Regions from separate parts of the Mus musculus genome. Here region 1 is linked to region 2. A link is a loop called in an ENCODE intact Hi-C map of the cell type or tissue named here. Cell type or tissue: heart. All regions are shown on one strand. Links, peaks and the distances in the headings refer to the core of each region. The heading gives the core; the rest is flanking DNA. Region 1 holds the start of Apol7a (apolipoprotein L 7a). Region 2 has its middle 1.9 kb from the start of Apol7c.

Evidence for each region. Peaks named below come from ENCODE experiments on the same cell type or tissue, not always from the same donor. Only the 100,000 strongest peaks of a DNase experiment are listed, where the experiment ranks them.
Region 1: a loop joins it to region 2, with 2.4 times the contacts of the local background. A loop is called at or near these places in 2 of 42 quality-filtered maps.

The regions. Positions count from the first base shown.
Region 1 is chr15:77,397,677-77,400,591 of GRCm38, reverse strand. Apol7a (apolipoprotein L 7a) reads left to right here and starts at 1,482. Exons shown (of 5, transcript NM_001164640.1): 1 at 1,482-1,654. In heart, for the core only: a CTCF peak has its summit at 1,322 (motif pointing right); no DNase peak of the experiment used is centred there.
Region 2 is chr15:77,533,780-77,536,694 of GRCm38, reverse strand. No RefSeq gene overlaps it. Among named protein-coding and RNA genes, the nearest start is that of Apol7c, 1.9 kb to the right of the region's middle. In heart, for the core only: no CTCF peak of the experiment used is centred there; no DNase peak of the experiment used is centred there.

The DNA of each region.
Region 1 (2,915 bases), core at 305-2,804, 140 kb after region 2:
CTCCCCCACCCACTCCCCAACCCACCCACTCCCATTTCTTGGCCCTGTCGTTCCCCTGTACTGAGGCATATAAAGTTTGCATGACCAATGGGCCTCTCTTTCCACTGATGGCCAACTAGGCCATCTTCTGATACATATGCAGCTAAAGTCAAGAGCTCTGGGGGTACTGATTAGTTCATATTGTTGTTCCACCTATAGGGTTGCAGACCCCTTTAGCTCCTTGGGTACTTTCTCTAGCTCCTCCATTGGGGGCCCTGTGATCCATCCAATAGCTGACTGTGAGCATCCACTTCTGTGTTTGCTAGGCCCTGGCATAGTCTCAGAAGAGACAGCTATATATGGGTCCTTTCAACAAAATCTTGCTAGTGTATGCAATGGTGTCAGCGTTTGGAAGCTGATTATGGGATGGATCCCCAGATATGGCAGTCTCTAGATGGTCCATCCTTTTGTCACAGCTCCAAACTTTGTCTCTGTAACTCCTTCCATGGGTGTTTTGTTCCCAATTCTAAGAAGGGGCAAAGTGTCCACACTTTGGTCTTCGTTGTTCTTGAGTTTCATGCATTTAGCAAATTGTATCTTATATCTTGGGTATCCTAAGTTTCTGGGCTAATATCCACTTATCAGTGAGTACATATTGTGTGAGTTCCTTTGTGATTGGGTTACCTCACTCAGGATGATGCCCTCTAGGTCCATCCATTTGCCTAGGAATTTCATAAATTTATTCTTTTTAATAGCTGAGTAGTATTCCATTGTATAAATGTACCACATTTTCTGTATCCATTCCTCTGTTGAGGGGCATCTGGGTTCTTTCCAGCTTCTGGCTATTATAAATAAGGCTGCTATGAACATAGAAGAGCATGTGTCCTTCTTACCGGTTGGAACATCTTCTGGATATATGCCCAGGAGAGGTATTTCGGGATCCTCCAGTAGTACTATGTCCAATTTTCTGAGGAACCGCCAGACTGATTTCCAGAGTGGTTGTACAAGCTTGCAATTCCACCAACAATGGAGGAGTGTTCCTCTTTCTTCACATCCTCGCCAGCATCTGCTGTCACCTGAATTTTTGATCTTAGCCATTCTGACTGGTGTGAGGTGGAATCTCAGGGTTGTTTTGATTTGCATTTCCCTGATGATTAAGGATGTTGAACATTTTTTCAGGTGCTTCTCAGCCATTCGGTATTCCTTGAACCAGTTTAAACAACATGCTAACACAGTGAACCTATACGCAGGCACGCACACAGTTCCCGATCACACTTAGCTCCATACAGCTGTGTATTTCAAAGTTCATTACACACATTTCCAAAAGTTTTTGTGTCCTAACAGTTTTTGCCTCTAGGTGGCGCAGCACCCATGTGTGCTGTGGACTCTGTTTCGGTGCTATGATGGCTGTTAGGACAGACCAACTGAGAAGGTAAGGCCAGCCTCTAATCTGGGCCACACCTGCTGGAAGCTTACATAAAGACTGGAAGAAGGAAGCTTTTGCTCTTGCCGGCTTGCCGCACCTCACTAGCAAGTCCGTTTCTACAATGGCACTAGGATTCCAGAGTGTACTAAAAACCAGCTGAGACATCCAGCCCTGTGGACTGAGCAGCTACGGGAGTCTCCAACCTGCCATGCGTAGACAGCCTTTGTTGGACTAGCTAAACCAGAGTCTGTGAGTCATTCTAATTCATGAATCTATATTAACTCTATATACAGAGATTCTATATACAGAGAGAGGCGCCTTCTGTAAGCTCTGTTGCTCTAGAGAACCCTGATGAGGACAGATGGTCAGTTCCCCCTACCCCACTCTGGCCTTACAAGCGAGCTAGTCTGAGCTTCGCCTCAGACCCCTGCACAAGGTTTCCTCTGCTCACTCTGCTGCCTGCTTGAGATATGGATGTGTGGCCCCACCTGGGCATCCGACAGGCCTGGCAGGGTGTTGTGACTGTCCTATAAAACTCCACATCCTGCAACCTGACAGCTACAGCAGAGATGTGCCCCAAGAGCAGGATCAATAGACATCTTCCCAACATGTAAATTCTTTGGCCACTGGGTGAGCTTTAAAGTGCATCTTTGTATTTATATGATTTTCTTTTTTTTACTGATGAGATGACTCCACCCCTGTCCCCTAAAGTCCCAAGTCCCTGTTAGCAGCATTGAACAGGAGTCTGGGCCTCAGGAGCTGACTTTGGTTTCCCTTTGGGGAGGGGACTTCAGAACACATGCCATGTCTCAGACTCTGACCTGTTCTTCCGTTTCTTAAAAGATTCTCTTCCTATCATCTTTTGACTTCATGTGAGTATGGGAAAGCTTGAGCGAGGGGGTGGGGGTCGGGGGACACGGCTGCTATCCTGGCACTTGGGTGGTGCAGGCCTAAGATTAGGAGTTCAAGATTCTCTCAACCTACACAGTGCGTGTGAGGCCAGACGAGGCTACATGGACACTTGGAGAGCTTTGGCAAGAAAAGGGAGTTATGGGTTAGAAGGGTGGAGAGTGGTTCTGAGACTGAGTCACCACTGTCTTCAGCTCTCACCATAGCAACACGTACATTCATTCTCCGTTTAGTCAGGTCCCAGGAGGAGGGGCTGGCGCCTTTTCCCTATACTGCTAACCGCAGTTTCTTTCCTTCTTCCTTAGCTCCCAAGGCAATCTCAGTGCAGTTTCTGTTTCTGTTTTTATGAGGTCCACCCCTCTGCAAAATCACCTGATCACTGGTGAGAACAAGGAGTGAACACTCTCACACACGGCCTGTGTTTAGATGTGAACGTCCTTTAACCCAGTTATCTACTTATACAAATAGCATAAGGTTAATCTCAAATGCAGGCACTGACAGGAATGAGGACATTCTCTGCATTAGTATTTACATATGATAAGGTCCAGGAGTCATGGAGACAAGCAGGAGTCCAGGGCAGCCCACGGCCCGGCAGGGACCA
Region 2 (2,915 bases), core at 279-2,778:
CTCCTCAGGTCTCCAGATGTTCTCACCCTTGTGGACTGCTGTGGGCAGAGCTGGCATTCAACAACAACAGATTTTTTTCCCCTGGGCTGATTCCACTCCCACTTAGTAGCTTTCTTTGGCAGATTTCCCATAGCTCTGACATCTCTAAAAACTCAGGGTATGCAAGGTAACTCAAACATTACAACTTTTTGTTCCAATGTGTGAGATCCACACACGATCTTCTGGGCTTCTCCAAAGGTCTGGGCATCACTTCTCCAGCTCTGCCCTCTGTAGCACTCTAAGCTCTGGTTGATCCACTCCACTGCTGCTGCTGTTCTTGGTGATAATCCCACAGTACTGGCATCTTCAGTACACAGGGGTCTTCTGCTGCAACTAAGTTTCACCAAAAGCCTCTCATAGGTTCTCTTCATGCTGCCAGCCTTCCACTTCTTTGCATGACCTCTTCAGCCCTGGACCATTAACTGCGACTGAGGCTACACCTTCACCAATGGCCCCCCTGGCCTCTCACCATGGAAGCCTCAGCTGCTCTTCATGACCCCTTCATGCCGTCAAAACCAGTGACACCTGGGTAATTCTTATACAATACCAAGTCCAGCTGCAGGCTGAGGAACAATCTTGGATATCTCTGAAACACAGCTTCTTTGTGCTCTCAGAAAACACTACCCAGATTTCACCTCAATGATGCTGGTCTGTTCTTAACCACCACTAATTTCTTAGCTCCAGCTAACCACCATCAATAGTCCCAGTAGTCCCTTCTATTCTTGACTCTAAAACCAGAGCCACATGGCTGAAGTTGCTGAGTTCTGCTACTTGCTGGAGCTGAAACACAGACCCTCCCACCCACCCCCACTTGTTCTATTACAGCTTTCTGTTTTCCAGCTTTGTCACAGCCTAAGCCTGGCTGTCCTGGAACTTGCTCTGTAGACTGACCTTGAACTCAGAAATCTGCTTACCTCCTTCTCCTGGGATTAAAGGCATGCACCACCATGCTGGGACCTAAGCTTGTCATGGACACTATTCCTCAGGATCCAGATCAAAATGTGTCCTCTGTTTCTGGAGTGTAGTTCACTCCAGATAAAAGTCCAATTGAATATTATAACTAAGCAAAAACAACATCTAACATGATATAACTATTCATTGTTCAATGGCAAAGACATAAACAATAAGCTTACCCGGGTGGGATCTTGCCCTGAAGTCACCACTGCCTTAGTCTGTTTATCTCCTCAAACACAGGACTTAGCTCCATTGCACTTCCTGGTTTGCTTTTATTACATACACCATACATGTTGCATTTTTTCCTTTCTAAGCTTGCTACACTCAATCAGACTGCACTTCATGAGCATAAACCAGAGTCTATGTTGTTCTTTTCTGAGACTTCCTTTGTCCATGCAATTAGCCAAAATCTCTTTACCTTCGATTTAGTCAGATTCTTAAGATAAGGGCAAAAAGCAGCAACATACCATAAGGACAAGCTCCAGAGTTCAAATTGTCCTCAGCACCTATGGCTTCCATATTCCTACTGGGATGGCCCATTAAGTCCCACTTAAAGCATTCCATGGCATTCCACATCCAAAGCCCCCAAATCCACATTGTACCAAACAAAAACAAAGTCAGGCTTAGCACAGCAATGCCCTACCTCTGGTACTGAAAGACCCCCGAAGGGAGACCCTCACTCAAGTCTTGGGATAATAGCAGACCCCCAAGAACTCAGGAGAGACCAAGCTTGATGTAAACCACAGGATCCAGAGCTCTGGGGACCACTGGTGTCCCATGCAGGGGTAGAGGAGTCGACCCCAAGGGGAAAGGGGTCCCAGTTTTTATAGGCCCTCAGGGGGGAACGGAGAAGGAGGGAGTAGGGGATTTCCAGATCTAAACAATGTCTATTCTCAAAACATGGGTTTGGGAGGGGTACAAGGAAAGAGTCTGGTTCAGGTGTAGCAACTCCGGATTGGCCTGGCTGTGGTTGCTGGGGAGATTTTCTGACTCTTTCTCAACAACCAATATCACAAACACTGGCAATGGGCTTCATCAGTGGGTACACACATGGGTTCAAGGAATGGTCAAAACATTGGCAGACACACAGGTTCAAGGAGCGGCCAGAGCATTGCACACCTCTATTTTTCTAAATCAGTGAAGCTAATTCTGCTAACAATGAAATCTATTTTGCCAATTTCAGGGCTTCTGTGAACTTTTACATCCTGTCAGGATCTTTCAGTACCAACGTCTTTCTTATTTAGGGTTTCCACTGCTGTAAAGAGACACCATAACCAAGGCAACTCTTATAAAGGACAGCATTTAATTCAAACTGGTTTCCTGGTTCTGAGGTTCAGTCCATTAACATCATGGCAAGTCCCATGGCAGCATCCAGGCAGCCATGGTGCTGGAGAAGCAGAGAGTTCTACATCTTGTTCTGAAGGCAAAAAGAACAGCGCTTTCCAGGGAGCTAGGAGAAGGGTCTCAAAGCCCCACTCCCAATATGACACACTTCCTCTAGTAAGGTCACACCTCTTAAGAGTGTCACTTCATGGCCTAAGCATATTCAAACCACCACACATGGATTAGACACAATAGAAAATATTTATTGTGCCAGCCAGCAACTACAACAGTGTTCAGAATCCCAGCGTAGGCTGGCACTTTTCTCAGGTTGAACTGTTAACCCCCCAAACCATATTCTGGGTTGACACAATTCAATTAAGGAGAACACTTAACCAGAAATGGTATTATAGAAGACAAAGGGCAGGTTACATCTAGATAATTTCTCAGAACTACGGACTTTGAAGGACTAGGTCTTTGTTTTTGTTTTTGTATGTGGTGCTGTGTATATGCTGAGATTTATGGCCTAATGGTACTTCCAACATGGAGTCAGCTGTGCTAAGATCTGAGGGCCTACCAAGGACTAGAAGCCTATTATACTG